Regions from separate parts of the Mus musculus genome. Here region 2 is linked to region 1. A link is a loop called in an ENCODE intact Hi-C map of the cell type or tissue named here. Cell type or tissue: heart. All regions are shown on one strand.

Region 1 (8,000 bases):
CGTTTACTGTCCTGGAGCCTACGAAGCTGTTTTGTCATTTACTCCAAAGTCATCTTTACTTGCTGAAGCCATTCCTCACTTACCAGTCCGTGAGGAGATGGCTGTGATCGGAAACTACGAGTGACTTTACAAGCACAGTAGCTTGGTGTTTTGTTTGTTTCTAATAATTATGATCTCTGAACAGATAGAATTTTATAGCAAATTAGTGAAATTAATTATTCTTTTTAACACCGCAACTAATGAGGGAGATCATTAGTGACCTGCTTATCTTATAAAATTGGAAAAATACTACTACTAGTTTAGCTGATGAAAAAGATAATCTTCTAAAGGCCTAAATTTTCGGCATAAGGCCCAACATGGTATTAGTATACAGGAATGAAAAATTCACCCAGTGTTCATTTGAAGTAAAGTTTTATCTATGGGTTTTCTGTGGAAGAGACTGCTGACAAGTAAAATTGCTCTTCCTGAAGACTAAGCCCAGCCTCCTTGTGTTGCTCTCAGCAAGTGTTCTTCATGGCATCACATGGAGTCAGATGAATCCCATCTTTAATCACACATTTAATAGAGTCCTTTTCCTGTGTAAGGGGTTGGACTTTTGTGCCTTTGATATCAGCTGACCATAATGAATTGTGTTGTGTGCTATATGTATATGTATTTAAGGTGTACATTTAATAATATCAAAGAGAAGATGCCTGTTAATTTATAATGTATTTGAAGGTTGTATTGTTTTTGCATTTGTAAAAATGGGTTACTTGTTTAAACAATCTTTTATGTCTTGTCATACAAATTCCAAAGGGTCTGCATTCCTTTATCTGTAATTACAGTCTCAGAATCCAAGTTCTGAAAACAAGGTATCTATTCTGATCTGACACTGGATCTGCTTATCCCATTTAGTGTGAATATTCATTGATTTATGTGTTTGATTATTGGGATGTGCTGCCACAGGCTCTCTTGAAGGTTGATGTAGTGTGGCGTATGCACTGAATTACCTTTCTAAAATCTGAACAGTTCTCATTCTGAAACATCTAGACTTAAGGGTTTCAGATAAAAGACTGCGGTTCTCTGCCTTATGTTAAATAACTTAGAAGATGTTATTTTGTTTGAAAAAATGTGAAATGCTTTTATATTCTAGTTTTTCACTTTGCATATTAAATGATTTTAAAATTATTTTGAATCTCTACTCATTTTAATACCATAGGCTAATATGGTTTGAGAAAATGTAAAGGGTCATGTGATAGGTTAGGAGCACTAGTGACAGGATAGATTTTTTTATCCTTTGTTATTTGTGTGTGCGCACATGTGTGGAAGCCAGAGGACAACTGTGGGGATAGTCTTCAGGAATATTGCCCTACTTTTTGAGAGTATATCAGTGGCCTGGAGCTTATCAATTAAGGTAGGTTGGGTGGACTGTGAGTCACAGGGTCTTCTTGTCTTTGCCACTACAGGTGGCTTCCACCATGCCTGGCATTTTACATGCATTCTGAGGAACCAGACTCAGATCCTCCTACCTACAAATCATATACTTTACTGATCAAGTCATGTCCCCAACCGTGTACTTCCTTCTAGAATTAAATAGACTTACTGGGAAGAGTTAAGGAACTTCCTTACTGTAATGTTTTTACCTAGGACGTACTAGTACTACTCTATGTGTCTAAAAACATTAAGACTCATCATTTACACCGATTATACACTCCTCCCATCCCATTTTATTATGCTGCCATTCTCCTTGCACCTGAAGCTGAGTTGTCTTTATCTTTGGGTTTGGTTTTTAGACAAGGTCTCACTATTAACCAAGTCTAGTCCACACTTGCCATCTCTCTTTAATCTCCCAAGTCTTAGCTACGGGTGTGTAGCATACATGGCTGTCTTGTACATCTATGTACATGGCTATCTTCTGTCTTTTAAATCATCAGGTGTCAAGGTTTCTTTACAGATGGTAATTCCATCCCTGTCAGCTGAATGATAGGCAAACTCTCCGTTCATTAGCTCTAGAGTCTAGAGACTCTTAATAATAATAAAAAAAAACATTCATTGGGTGCTATTTGCTCAGAAGATATTAACCTATATGCAAAGGTCAGAAGAACTTCTGGTTTTATTTCTGTTGTTTTAAAACAGGATCTCACTGGGCAGCCTAGAACTCCCTATGTAGACCAGGCTAGCTTCAAACTTTATTAACACTCCGTCCTCTGCCTCCCTCTCAGGAGTGCGTGCACCGCCTCACGAAAGTTAAAACTGACAATTCAATAATGGAGTCTTAATGTGTAAGTTTTTTTTTTCCCAGAAATCATGCATTTGTTTTTAACTATCACAATCATTGGCACAAGGATTTGCCAGATTTGGAGGTTTATTTTGATGGAACACAAGTGATGTTAGGACCTTCTAATCTACATGATTTAGACAGGTTGATATGAAGCAGAAAATATAAGATCACCCCAAACCTACTTCTGAAAAATTAGTAAACCACTCTTATTTTTTGTTCAGTAGCAACTTTCAGAATTAAAATCATAAGTTATCAACTGTATATACTTTATTCTATAGGCAACATTACGAGGAACGAAGAATAAACTCGGAAAGCACAGATACTAGACCAAACCAAGTTTGTGCCCCCAACTCTCCCATCAAGCCCAGCATGGTACTGGGTGAGAGCTCTACTGCTAATCTCTATCTGCAGCTTCTTTTTCTCTTTCTGTTTTGTTTCTGAGACAGGCTGGCCTGAAACTCACTCTTCCTGCCTCCACTTCCCGGCTGGGATTTCAGGCATGTGCTTCCACGACCTGCTTTTTTTTGGCAGGGGAAGGGTGTTGTGATCATAAAAAGAGAAAGAGCTATAAGAATATGTTCTGGCACAATGTTGGGGAAGGGGGTGCCTCAGCGGGCCCATTGCCAAGGCATCCCCTCCCCCTGAGGGACCAGACACACACCAATATAGTATAGAATAGAGTTTATTTAGGGCACGGGGAGGGGAGTTAAGAGGGTAGTAGAGGCAGAGAATGGCAGAGAGTAGAGAAGTAGGGACAGGCCATGGCCACCTGGAGGGGGGCAGGGGAACGGGATGGGAAACAAGGAGGCAAGAGGTAAGAGAGGCAAGAGCTTAAGAGTGAGAGGAGGAGCCAAGCAGCCCCTTTTATGGGGCCACGCCTACCTGGCTGTTGCCAGGTAACTGGGGGGTGGTGGGGGAGCATATGTGGCTGCTGCCAGGAACTGTAAGAGTGGAGCTTAGACAGAATACCAACAAAGGGGACCAGAGGAGATGAAAATAGCTAAACTGTAATATTGGTCTGCAACAAACAAGGTCCCATACATTCCGTGGTAATAAAAATCAAATGCACGATACAGGTTAGTGCATGTATTGAAGGGGTGTGGCTAGATTTGCTCTTACAAAGGCCTGAATTGATTCTCTTGCCTGTCATTCTCTTTGTTACTAGCATCATACATAACCTTGTATTTGCTGTTGTATATCCGTTTCCCAGTTTCCTGTCTGTCTTCACTCTCAGCCAGTTACAGATACAATGCCCCAAAAGCACTGCTTTCTGGTATTTTCCTGCACAGGAGTTTGGTAATCCTTCCAACCTTGTTAACCTTTTCTAGTTGTCTCTGCCCTTAGTGAAATAGAATGCCCTTATTTCCCATGTGTCCCTATATCTCTAAACTCTACCCTTTCCTTTTAGTTTTTGTTTTGTAATACATGCACATGGTGTGGGTTTATTCCCTAAACCTTTTATGATTATTAATTATTGTGTGTGTTGGTGTGTGGTGTGGGGCATGGACCTTTATGTGTGGAGATCAGAGGACAACTTGTGGAGTCAGTTCTCTGCTTTTCACTTCTGTGTGAGGTCTAGGGTGAAAATGAAGTCCTCAGGAGTTCACAAACTCCTCTACCCACTGAGCTATCTCACCAGGTCCACGTGGTATAGAATGTTAAAATACAGTGAAAAAAAAAAAAGGTCGATTCCCAGCACCGATGTGGCAGTTCACAACAGCCTTTAACTCTGGTTCCACGGGATTCAATGCCCTCTTGTGACTGCTGAGGGCACCAGGCACACAGATAGTGACTGACATGCATGCAGGCCTAACAGCCATAAATGAAGTCACTGTCTTCTTGTCATACATTTTCTCTATCAGCAGAAAAATGGATCCTAGACTTTGTAAATCTGGTTCTAGCCTATCTTGCCATACAACTCCTTTCAACCTTATCGCCGTCATGAAAACTCAAGCGTTCACTACTCATTTTGGCCTACAAGACAATCCCGACCTCCACATTCAACATACATATATCATTCTGATCCTGTTTCTGGGTGGCTTTCAGAAAGCACTCTGGTGTAGCATTCTGGCACAAAATAAATATTCAGGCCAAGTCTGAATGGTTAATTCTGGTTGAATAGCTTCCTCTTCTGAACTCGAACCCCTGATTCCTTGAGACTGGTCTGGTAGTTTCCCTAGTGCAGGGTGTGTACCTGGAGAATGTGCTTGCCAGTTGGACTAGGGACGAACCACAAAAGGATGCAGGAACAACTCCTACACTGAGGGGCTGGTCCTGTGCACTAGCATGCCTCAACCAGCGTCTGTCCGAGTGACCCACCCCAGGAGACTTGGTCCTCGTCTGGGCACTTAGAATCACTACACTGTGCGCGCACCCGGGGCCAATTTTGTCCCGCCCGCGCACCGTCTCGCGAGTCGCGGGCGGGGGCTGCGTCGCCTGCGTCCCCGCGCAGCCGCAGTACCGGGCAGGTGGGCGGGGCCGGCTGTTGGCAGCAGTTGGCGGGGCCGGGTGGCGGCTGCACGTGCGGGCGGGGGCGATGCGTCACTGACCGGTGAGGCGAGGCTCGGGGGTCGCGGTCCTCCGAGTGCCTGCGATCAAGGCCGCCCTCAGTCGGGACCTAACGCTTGGGGAGTCGGGGAAGAGGTGTCACGACGTACGCCGAGCCGGGGGCACCCGCGCAGGGGGTTGGCGAGGGGAGCGCTTAGCTGAGAGAGAGAGAGAGAGAGCCCGGGGCCGGAGCGCGGGGCTTCCCGCCTCAGCCGCCCGCGACCGTACGCGGGCTCTTCCCTGGGTGGGGACTGGCCTGTCACTCAACGGACTGAGGTTCCTCTTCTCCCCATGCTCAGGAGGAACAAGGATGAATATGACTCAAGCCCGGCTTCTGGTGGCTGCAGTGGTGGGGTTGGTGGCGATCCTCCTGTACGCCTCCATCCACAAGATCGAAGAGGGACACTTGGCCGTGTACTACAGGTGAGCGCCGCCCTGTGCAGCCCGCGATGGTTCTAGAAGCACAGTGGAAGGGTCCAATGGGTCACAGCGAAGTCTGGGAAGTTGCTCTTTTCCGCGGCGTCAGGGGAGCTGCTTCCAGCCCTGCCTGGGAAGTGGTTTCATCCCAGCTGCCGGGAGTTAACCTTTGGCGGGGCACTTTTCCGTTGTCGGGGCAGTTTAGTGCCAAGTTCGTTCTGTACAGAATTGAAGACACCTTAGGGGGCACGGAAGTAGTCACTGCAACCGAGATGACTTCTCATAGTCCGCACAACTGCACAGGTGTTTAGTTTGCCGCTGTGGATTTTTTCCGGATCTCTGTCTTACATAAAGACAGTTCTCCCCAACACTAAGTTGGGTTTTTTCTTCTTCATTAAAAAATCTCCCATTGTCTGGTTATGTCCCCCAAAGTCTTCATGACCAGAGCAATGTCATATATCCCTAAAGGCCAAGAGACAAAAACCACATTTGCAGGCCACTTTTCTCACTTTTTTTTTTTCAAGTCAAGGTGAAAAAGAGTGTGGACTCAGTTGCCATCCACCTGATTTGGCATAAATCAAGTCTAACTTCCCACCAGGTCCTCGTGGTATAAGCTGGGAAGAGAAGCCAGTTTGTGGACAACTTGGGATAGTGGTTTATTCTGAAACAAGCAGATTTTTGAATATTTCCATCATGCCCCCTAAACTGGTATTTCTACTTTTAGATCAGTCCAGAATCCTAGAAAATACATACTTTTGGTGGTATGTCTTAACAGATGGAGTTCTAGCATAAGAAATACCAGCCTGGACCACATTTCCATCCAGTTTATCACTGTCCTTCTGACAGGAAAACCACGAAGAGAACATACGGAGATACCACTCCAAAAAAAATGACTAATGAACCTGCAAAGGTTCATCTTTTGAGTTATGACTTAGGACAAGGATGAATGTTGTGGGAACTTACTATTCGTTGTGTAAAGTAGGACTTTGTGTTGTATTTGTCCCAAATTTGCAGGGGGTGCTTTCACCGTTCACATACTACAGAGTTTGATAAACAAGCCCCTCTCTCAGCTGTCAACTCAACCCTTTCGCTGTCTGTCTTTCCATGCTAGGTTTTTGTTACCTTTAGACAGAAACCATCCCCCTAGGATTGGACTCATGTATTGAAAGAACCATTAGCCTCAGAAAGTTTCTTCTTCCTTGAAAGTTTGGTTTTTTCCTTTTTTAAACTTAGCGATTAAATGTATTGTTTTGATTTGTCTCTTGTTATGTGTCATTAATTGAGAGTCATTAGAATTTTTTCCATAAGTATTTATCGGCAAACTAAAGACCAGAGAGGATCTTTTGAACCCAAGAGCAGTGCTAGAGACGCAGAGGTGTGGTTGGTGGAGCTTATGAAACAGGGTGCAATATTGGCAGTGGACTTGGATGCATTTTCACACTTTTAAATGTGATGGATGTTTGAAGTAGCAGTTGTTGAGTCACTCTGTTGTGAGGGTAGTAGGTTAGTAACATGAATATGAGTGAATGTTTGTTATAGCATTTTAAGTTGAAAAGAGATCCGAACAGTTTTGTCAACTGGAACGTCTTTTTGCAGGGGAGGAGCTTTGCTAACGAGCCCCAGTGGACCAGGCTATCATATCATGTTGCCTTTCATTACAACATTCAGATCTGTGCAGGTGAGTGACTCCTAGGGATTCCAGATAGACAGGTGTGACAGGAGTTACCGCACTGGTGGGTGGAGACGGAGTTCCTTATTGCTTAAGCAAACGTTGGTATTTACTCAGATGGGAAGTGAAAGTTCATAGTACAACTGTCACAGCACAAGTCATGATGTCAAACTGCCTTGCCAAGACTGCCTTCTGGCTAATGGTATTAGCAGGTTTTCTGTTACTGAAGTCAAAACAAAAGAAGAATTGAAAACACAATTAGGAATACAAATTAGTGATACCTTGGTTTAGAACTGTTTGGTTTCTACAGAGGCAGGCTCCCAGCCTACTGCTAACATGGAGGAATACATTTCAATACACAGCTTTTCAGCCTCACATTTTTGCTTGGTAAATTAAATGCAAATTTATGAGGCACCTGAATGAATGTGGTACTTTGACAGTGTTTCAGAATGTTTGAAATACAAATCTCGTTCTTGCAAAAAGTATCATGGTCCTAGGCCGTACTTAATAAATAACTCTGACATCACAAGAATGCAGAGCAGGATTGGGTTCTCGCTGATTCTGTAACCTCAGTGGGATCATAAATGTTTGAATTCAGTTTTATTTCAAATCTGCTGCAGAGTTTTCAGGAAACAGGAGAAGTCGGTATTATTCATATTCTCATGTTAGCCTTCAGTTTTGTGCTAAGTGAGAGCAACTGTGAATAGCCAGTTCTCCTTGGTTTCTTTTCTGTCCCTTCTCAATGGCTTACGGAAGTATTGTGCCTATTAAAGTGAGGCCTGGCGAAGCTGGTGAACGTGGTGAGGCCCGGGTTCTTTTTCTAGTCACAATGATTTCCAGATTGGCTTCCCATATTTGACTCACACTTTTGAAGGTTCTTTTTTAAAACCGTATCTTATGTATAGCAATACAATTAACACTTAGTATCACTGTAATAGAATGAATTGATATATTTTTAAACAAAAGAAAAAAGAGAAATGTTTTAGGTTATAAAACCTTTTCCCTTAGAACAATTATTTTATATTACTCTTTCTAAATGTTTTGGTGTGACAGATGTGCCCAGTGACTGGTACTTTGTACCCATTTTCTGATCATCGGTTGCTGATG
Region 2 (8,000 bases), 320 kb after region 1:
GGGTTGCCACCACAGTCAAAAGCTCTGACACAGAATTGTTCCTGTCTGAAGGAACTGCAGGGACAAAAATGGAGAAGAGCATGAGAGAAAGAAGGTCCAGCGACAGGGCCAAATTGGGATCCATCTCAAGGGAAGGATCCAAGGCCTGACACTATTACTGATGCTATGGTGTGTTTATAGGCAGGAGCCTAGCATGGTATCCCTTTGAGAGACCCAACAAGCAGCTGAAAGAGTCAGATGCATATACTAGCATCCAACAAATGGACAGAAGCTGGGGACCCCTGTGGTTGAATTGGAGAAAAGCTGGAAGAAGCTGAGGAGGAGGTGGCTCCAGGGGAAGACCAGCAGTCTCAACTGACCTGGACCTCAGAGATCTCTCAGACACTGAGCCACCAACCAGGCAGCATACAACAGTTGATATGAGGCCCCCAACACATATACAGAAGAGGACTTCCTGGTCTAGCCTCAGTGAAAGAAGATGTACCTAACCCTCAAGAGATTTGAGGCCCCAGGGAGCGGGGAGGTCTAGTGGGGTAGGGGTGGGGACATACTCTTGGAGACAGGAGAGGGGGAGGGGAGGAGGGATGGGATGGGGGGGAGACTGGGAGGGGGATGAAGTCTAGACTGTAGAAAGGGATTAAAGAATAAAAAGTAAGCCGGGCAGTTATGGTACACGCCTTTAATCCTAGCACTTGGGAGGCAGAGGCAGGCAGATTTCTGAGTTCAAGGCCAGCCTGGTCTACAGAGTGAGTTCCAGGACAGCCAGGGCTATAGAGAGAAACCCTGTCTTGAAAAACCAAAATAATAATAATAATAATAATAAATTAATTTTAAAAATATTAAAGAGTTGCTGTGGACAGGGAATAAAGGCAGTATTAGGAGAAAAGAGTAGAAAGTAACATCAAGGTTTCAAAACATTCCTCATTCCTCAGAGCTTTAAAAAGCAAACCAGTTACTTTGGAGTATCTATCAAGGTAATTTTGAGATGAAGGGAATGGTGATAGGGAAGGAACTTTCAGACTACTGGGATTGTATTAAAAGGTCTCAGCAACAAGGCTCTCACAAGCCAAAGATAGGACATTATAAGCACCAATAAATAAAATAACTATGATAGATTAAAACACATATTTGACTAGACTAGGATTCCCCTAGTAGACACATCTCTTGAGTGCATCTTTGAGGGAGTTTCCAGAGAAGTTTCACTGAGAAGTAAAGATTCACATTGTATGTGGGTAGCACTATTTCATAGGCTGGAGTTCCAAACCAAAAACAGAGAGGAAGCCAACTGAGCACCAGCATCCATTTCTGTTTCCTGACTACAGACACAATGTAAGACACAGACACAGCTGTCTCACCACGCTCTGCTGCCATGCCTTCAGTGCTTCAAACTGGGAGCCAAACTAAACTCTTATGCTCAGACCCCTAAGAGATCTTTAAACTCTTTCAAACTTTTAAATTTGTGTCAAGTGCAATAAAATAATCATGTTAATGAGTTAGCAGGATTATAGACACTTGACTTGAAATGTGGCCTGCTTGGGGAATGGGGAGATTAGACAGATTAGACCATGCTGGGACTGTAAGCACGCACCACCACACCAAGCTCTTCAGTAGGTTTTCTAGTTAGTTGTTTCTGAAAGGACTGTTGCTATTGGAGAGATGACAAGGCTTTTTAAATTTTTTTAATGGAGTCTCAATAACTCACATGGAACTCATAGTGGCACTTCTGCTGTAGCCTCCCACGTGCAAAGCTTTTGAGGTCAGTTCATAGGATTCATTTTCAGACTCTCAAAAGGTTGCCAGCCATCATGTATCATCTAGTTTTCCTTACCTCCTCTTTCTGCATTCACAGCGGACTCCACCGAATCTACACACACTTCCATAAGAAATCCATTTCCTGCTCCTAAAATATATGAACAGACATTCTTGAAGGAACTAGCAATTAATACAAATCTCCCATAAATACTTCATAATTTTGCTGCCTGAATTCACATGTGCAATAGAATAATAAATTGATGCACTAAGGCCCATCTATGTGGTAAAATGTCATTCATTAAAATTGACATCTCTAGACCATGAAATAGATATACAGACACACACATAAGAAACCAAACTGAAACCATCTTTACTACACAGTAAATGGGACACTAATCTCCCTAACACAGAGACCTCATCCCCGTGTATCCCAGCTCAGACTCTCAGAGTGTTTCTCAATGCCAGGCGTTATAAAAAACGAGAATTGGATTTCAAACCCTGGTCCCACTACTTTATTCCCTGTGTGATCCCAGACAAGTTACTTACATTTTCTATAAAACAAGAGTGGGCTTCAGTTCCTACCTCAGGGTACTGAACACTGAGATAACTTACATAAAGGCTCTCATACTAAGCATTCAAACCCATTAAGATACAGGGTTTCCTCTTTATGACTCATTCCCTTCAGTCTCCATTTTTGCCAATGATTATACTATCTCAGTTGACAAAACCCTTCTAGTTTAATCTTCGAATGCTAAACTTTTCCAAGGACCATACCAAGTCACATTTCCACGTTTTTTTTTTTTCCTCCCAAAGTAGAAACTTTTATCTACTTCTTTTGAACTCCAATAACTTGAGTTTATATATTTCTCACTAAACCCCTAGTTTCACCTCTTATTTATGAGATAAACATCTGGTCGTTATAGTTGACGTGAAGTTCCTTAATAAGGTCATTATAAGGATTCTTTATAGTCACCTCTCAGAAAGCAAAGGTCGGTCCTACCATGCTAACAAGTCAAATATACAGTAAAATCTGAATTACAGATTCATATGTTGATAATAAAAAGTGTGGTGTTAGCAGCTTTGGGGTTTTCCTGCAAGTTAAATGTATAACTCATTTTTAAAAAAGATTTATTTAATTTTTATTTATATGAATACACTGCAGCTGTCTTCAGACCCACACTAGAAGAGGGCATCAGATCCCATTACTGATGGTTGTGAGCCACCATGTAGTTGCTGGGAATTGAACTCAGGTTCAATTGAAGAGCAGTCAGTGCTCTTAACCGCTGAGCCATCTCTTCAGCCCATATAACTCACTTTTAGTTATCAGTTTTAAATGTTGGAGCCTAGAAAATGGCTCAATGGGTAAAGCTACTTACTGTGCAAGTCTGACAACCTGAGCTCATTCCCTGAATGTATTTAAAGTTGGAAGGAGAGAATTAACTCGACAAAGCTGTCCTCAGACCTCCACACACTTACTATGGCACATGTACCCACCCCCACACAATAATTACCAACACACTTTTAAAGTGTTTAATTCATGCTTCATGTATTGATCTCTGCGAGAACAGTCACCACATTCTAATAGTGGTTACTCCTGGGCAATGAATTTGGAATTATTTTTACCTTTCTATATTGCTTGACTTCTTCTACCTGATATTGCTTTTATGATGAAAGATTACTTGGAGAAACAAACAAAAATCTGTCACCTCCTAATAAGTTGCAATAGTCATTGATTTAATAAAAGACTATCAGTCCCATAGATTAGGATTCAAACATTAACCAATGGTCGTAAACAACAATACAGTAACTCCACAAATCTGGTAACAGCCCCACCAGTGGGGCTGAAGATGCTGAAGGAGTATCAGGAGCTCCATACAAAAGTATGGGAATGTCTACAAACTGTTGCAACAGGAGCCTGAGCAAAAAGCAAAAAGTAGGGATCAAAAAAGACATTTGAAGCAGTAGTGCTCAAAGTTAGAGACTCCAGATGGCTTTGGGGAGTCTGTGTCTGTATTTGCCTCTTGGGAGCGGACTGCAGCTTTAGAACACTTAAACACGCTGAGACAGGTATGAGAATCCAACTACCTTCCATCAAGTGAGATATTAAAAGAGATTTGCAAAATACAGAGCATTGCCCCTTTTGCTGTTTTGTTTAGGGATATTTATCCTTCATAAAAGTTATTTGTCTTGACATATTAATAGGCATATCTCCCGCAGGAAGCAACCAGTCATCTGTTACGCAATGGCTGTGGGAACGGATCCCACTCGCCACCCTCGGTGGCAGCTCTAGGTTGTAGAGCTGTCACCACACTTTTATTATCTACCACAGAGACAGGGAGGTGGTATGGTGCCCTCTTGTGGCCCTAGGGGCGGCGGGACGCTGAGGGCACTTGCGAGACTGGCGGGGATCCAGGAGCAGCTGAGGGACTGCGTGACTGCCCGGGACTCCGGAGCACTGAGAAACTCGACCGCGGGAAAGCCTGGCAAGCCGGGACCCACCCCGGGGTCCACCGGCCGACCGCCCCCCTGCCCCGCCACCTTCCGCACCCGCCTTCCCCGACGATATCCACGCCTGTTTCCGCTCGCAAGAAGCCCCTTTCTTCATGCTTCCCGCGTTCCTCCCTCGCTCGCCTTCGGTTTCCACTGAGTCCCCGCGGCCGCGCGAGCGACGGAGGAGGCGCGTCCCCGACGCCCGTGCCCGGCAGCCTCCCAGGGAGTCGTGCGTGCACGCGCAGTGGCCAACCTAGCGCGAGGGGGCGCGCACGACGCCTGACCCGGAAGTGCTTGTTCTTTCGGGAGCGGAGAAGCGGACCGCAGCTCGCTGGGGCGCTCCGGCAGTGGCGCTGTACTGTCAGCATGCAACGGTTGCTCCTTCCGTCCCTGAGGGCCTTGACGGGGAGCCGCAATGTCGGGCTCCTGGTCCCTAGGGTGGCGTCCAGAACACAGGTACCCACTCCTGCTGGCTCGGATCACGGAAGCCGGGCTGGGATAAAAAAGGCCAGGATAAAGTAAACGGACCGCCCTGCAAGTCCGGCTCGCCTTCTCATTTCAGGACATATTTCCTTGTGTCCCGACACCTCCCTGAATGCGGATCCGGAAATATTACCCACTGCTGTGTATGACTGACCAATTTACTTAGCTTTTAAGTTTCAATTTCCTTTTCTGTAGAATGGGAGAACGACCTGTTACACAAGGTGTTTGTAAGGATTAAAATTTTAAATATACATCAAACCCTTAGCACGTGATAAAGGCTCAGTAATTTTTCTTTTCTTTTTATTTTATTTATTTATGCATTTATTTGCACATTTGGTTTTTGCTAAAAGCCACCAGGCAGTCAGGAACTCCTATGTAGCCCCATTCCACAGTGAAGGAAATTGAGACTTACTTTAAGTTGCTTGTCTAAGATACCCAGTTACTTAGAAGTAGGAAACTGAACATACTTTTTTTTTTTTTTTTTTTTTTTTGGTTTTTCGAGACAGGGTTTCTCTGTGTAGCCCTGGCTGTCCTGGAACTCACTTTGTAGACCAGGCTGGCCTTGAACTTAGAAATCCACCTGCCTCTGCCTCCCGAGTGCTGGGACTAAAGGTGTGCGCTACTACCGCCCGGCCAACATATTTTTGCTCTTAGTGTTAGACTCAAAAGAAGACATGTATTCTCTTCTCTGATAATCAGTAGTAAAAGGTGAAAGATCTTTATGGTGTGAAGAGAAACCAGAGAATTCTAGAGTTTGTTATGTTCCTGGAAAAAAAAATATGCCCACATAGTGCCTGCCCTTGAGGAGTCAGTTCATTCAATTGTTAGTTCGAGTACCAAATATGTATTAGGTCTTGCTGTGTAAGGACCCAGTACTACAAAGGGAGCAAGAGGAAGAGCTCCCAGCTTAGTGGGGCATAGGGACAGATCACCTGATACATGACTGTGTGTTAAGGCTTGTGGTAGGGAAGGTACTTTGTGCTGTGACAGTAACCTGTTGTAAGATCCAGGAAAGTCTGGGGCATAACGATGCCAGCCCCGATCTCCAGTGGGTAGTATAAATGGAAGTGTGTGGGAGGGAATAGCACATTTAGAGACTGAGAACCCAGTAAGAAAGGGCTCAGTAGTGCAGATGAGAGTCGGTGATTAACCAGAGCGGTAGCTGTGAAATGCAGCCTTACAGGGGCTTTACTCCAGTTAAATTGAGGATAAGTGTTGGTAGCAGATTCTTCAGTTACGATTTTCTGTCTTGCTCCTTAGTGTGGCAGCAGCTGTGGCAGCCAGCGTCCTCTGAGGCCAGGACAGTACAGCACCATCACTGAAGTGGCTCTGCAATCCGGAAAAGGGACAGTGTCCCTTCCTTCGAGGGCAGCCGAGCGGGCGGTGGGCCGATGGCTTCTGGTGTGCAGTGGGACAGTGGCTGGAGCAGTTATTCTGGGAGGAGTGACCAGGTGAGTCATTTACTCTTGGTGAATCAGGTTATCAGCCAAAAAGGGAGCGTTGGGCCTCATCTACTCTAGCTCGCTCCATTACAGATGGGGAAACTGGTAGCCTGCTCTGCCTTAGAACAGGTTGGCTTTTTATTAGTAGGAGTTTCATTATCAGGACCAGTTTCAGTCTTAACTGTTGCTGGGCGTTGTTTCTATATATTTTTACCTCTCCAGTGTTAAGATCATACATAAATCACAGCCGCTTCATGTATCTCTTAGGTTGTCTTAATATCTATAAACTGACTTTATGGATTTAGGCTTTCCCTTCCTCTAACATCTTTTACTTTTATGTATTTATTATAGCTCTGTTATTATTGTACAAGACCAAGTCATTTGTCCTGTGGTTACCCAAAGTAACCAGGGACTATCTGGTGATGGTTAACATATCCTTTGTCCTTTAAATGAGTAGTTGTTTATTAGATTCAGATTGGGAATGAGGGGACAGAACATTGCCTAGGTGATGCAGCATTCACTCCGGGATCTGTTGGGGACTTCAGCTGACTTGATTACTATTGCCTGAATCCATTATTCAGCTGACTTGATTACTATTGCCTGAATCCATTATTTCGTGAGAATTCCAAAATGGTAGTTTGTGTTGTCATCACCCCAGGAGATAGTCTTTATGAGAAAGGCAGGAGGAGGATACTGGTTTTCTTTGTTCACTAATTTCCAAAATAATGAGTCTGTTGCCAAGATCCTCCAAAGGTTACAAGGACAGGATTTGGATTTTAAAGTGCATAATATACTGGGGCTGGAGAGATGGGTCAGCAGTTAAGAGCACTGGCTATTCTTCCAAAGGGCCTGGGTTCAATTCCCAGCAGCCACACAACAGCTCATAACAGTCTGTAACTCCAGCTCCAGGGGATCTGGCACTGTAACGAAGACACACATGCAGGCAAAACACTAAAGCACATAAAATAAAACCAAACAGATCACTGAAGTGCATATATTTAAACGCATTAGATAGATCTTAGTACACTGTGAGGATTGTGTTGATAGTTTGCTTAAAATCTCCCAGCTTAACTGGTGGGAATCTCTTGAAAAAGGTTCCAGCATCTTTTGACAAGGTCTTTGGAAGTGTCTTTGCTTTCTGATCTGATAAGGTTTTCCAGGCTTATCTTGTATGTTTCTTGCACTGGCCTTTAGTTTAAAAAACTGGATTCCTTTGGGTGAAGATACTTTTTAGTTTGTGTGTGCACATCCATATCTGTCTGCACATATGTAGAGGTCAGAGGATGACTTCATTCCTGGGTCTGTCTCCGTCTCCCTCTCAGAACCAAGGCCTGCCATTGACCTTGAACTTGCTCAATAGACCATTGAGTTCCAAGGGTCTGTTCATCTCTACCTACCCAGAACTGGGATTACAAGTGTACGCTTTTGTGTCTGTTTTTTGTTTGTTTGGTTTGGTTTGTTTGTTTTTTTAACATAGGTTCTGAGGCTGGTGTCCAGGCAAGCCCTCTATTGGATGAGCTGTCTCTCCAGCCCCTACTTTTTTTTTTTTAACTTTTTTTTTAAAACTCTTTTTTTTTTTTTATTTTATTTTATATGTAAGTACACTGTTGCTGTCTTCAGACACACCAGGAGAGGGAGTCAGATGTCATTAAGGATGGTTGTAAGCCACCATGTGGTTGCTGGGATTTGAACTCAGAACCTTCGGAAGAGCAGTCAGTGCTCTTAACCGCTGAGCCATCTCTCTAGCCCTCAGCCCCTACTTTCTAATTTTAATGAAGTGTGTGTGTTTATCTTCATGTTCATTGAACTCCTGTTTCAAAATCCTGTGTGGAT

The links. A loop is a pair of places that touch in the nucleus more often than their neighbours do. Peaks named below come from ENCODE experiments on the same cell type or tissue, not always from the same donor. Only the 100,000 strongest peaks of a DNase experiment are listed, where the experiment ranks them.
Region 2: a loop joins it to region 1, with 2.2 times the contacts of the local background. A loop is called at or near these places in 2 of 42 quality-filtered maps.

What each region holds. Positions count from the first base shown.
Region 1 is chr19:44,066,502-44,074,501 of GRCm38, reverse strand. Erlin1 (ER lipid raft associated 1) reads left to right here and starts at 4,717. Exons shown (of 12, transcript NM_001164360.1): 1 at 4,717-4,811; 2 at 5,107-5,230; 3 at 6,821-6,902. The coding sequence starts at 5,118. It overlaps Chuk (conserved helix-loop-helix ubiquitous kinase), which reads left to right. Exons shown (of 21, transcript NM_007700.2): 21 at 1-1,168. In heart, no CTCF peak of the experiment used is centred here; a DNase peak (open chromatin) is centred at 4,711; H3K4me3 peaks cover 1,817 bases; H3K27ac peaks cover 1,487 bases.
Region 2 is chr19:43,749,520-43,757,519 of GRCm38, reverse strand. It overlaps Cox15 (cytochrome c oxidase assembly protein 15), which reads left to right and starts at 4,520. Exons shown (of 9, transcript NM_144874.4): 1 at 4,520-4,698; 2 at 5,986-6,176. The coding sequence starts at 4,609. Cutc (cutC copper transporter) reads right to left here and starts at 4,497. Exons shown (of 9, transcript NM_001113562.1): 1 at 4,300-4,497; 2 at 1,829-1,900. The coding sequence starts at 4,357. In heart, a CTCF peak has its summit at 4,106 (motif pointing left); a DNase peak (open chromatin) is centred at 4,509; H3K4me3 peaks cover 1,856 bases; H3K27ac peaks cover 1,640 bases.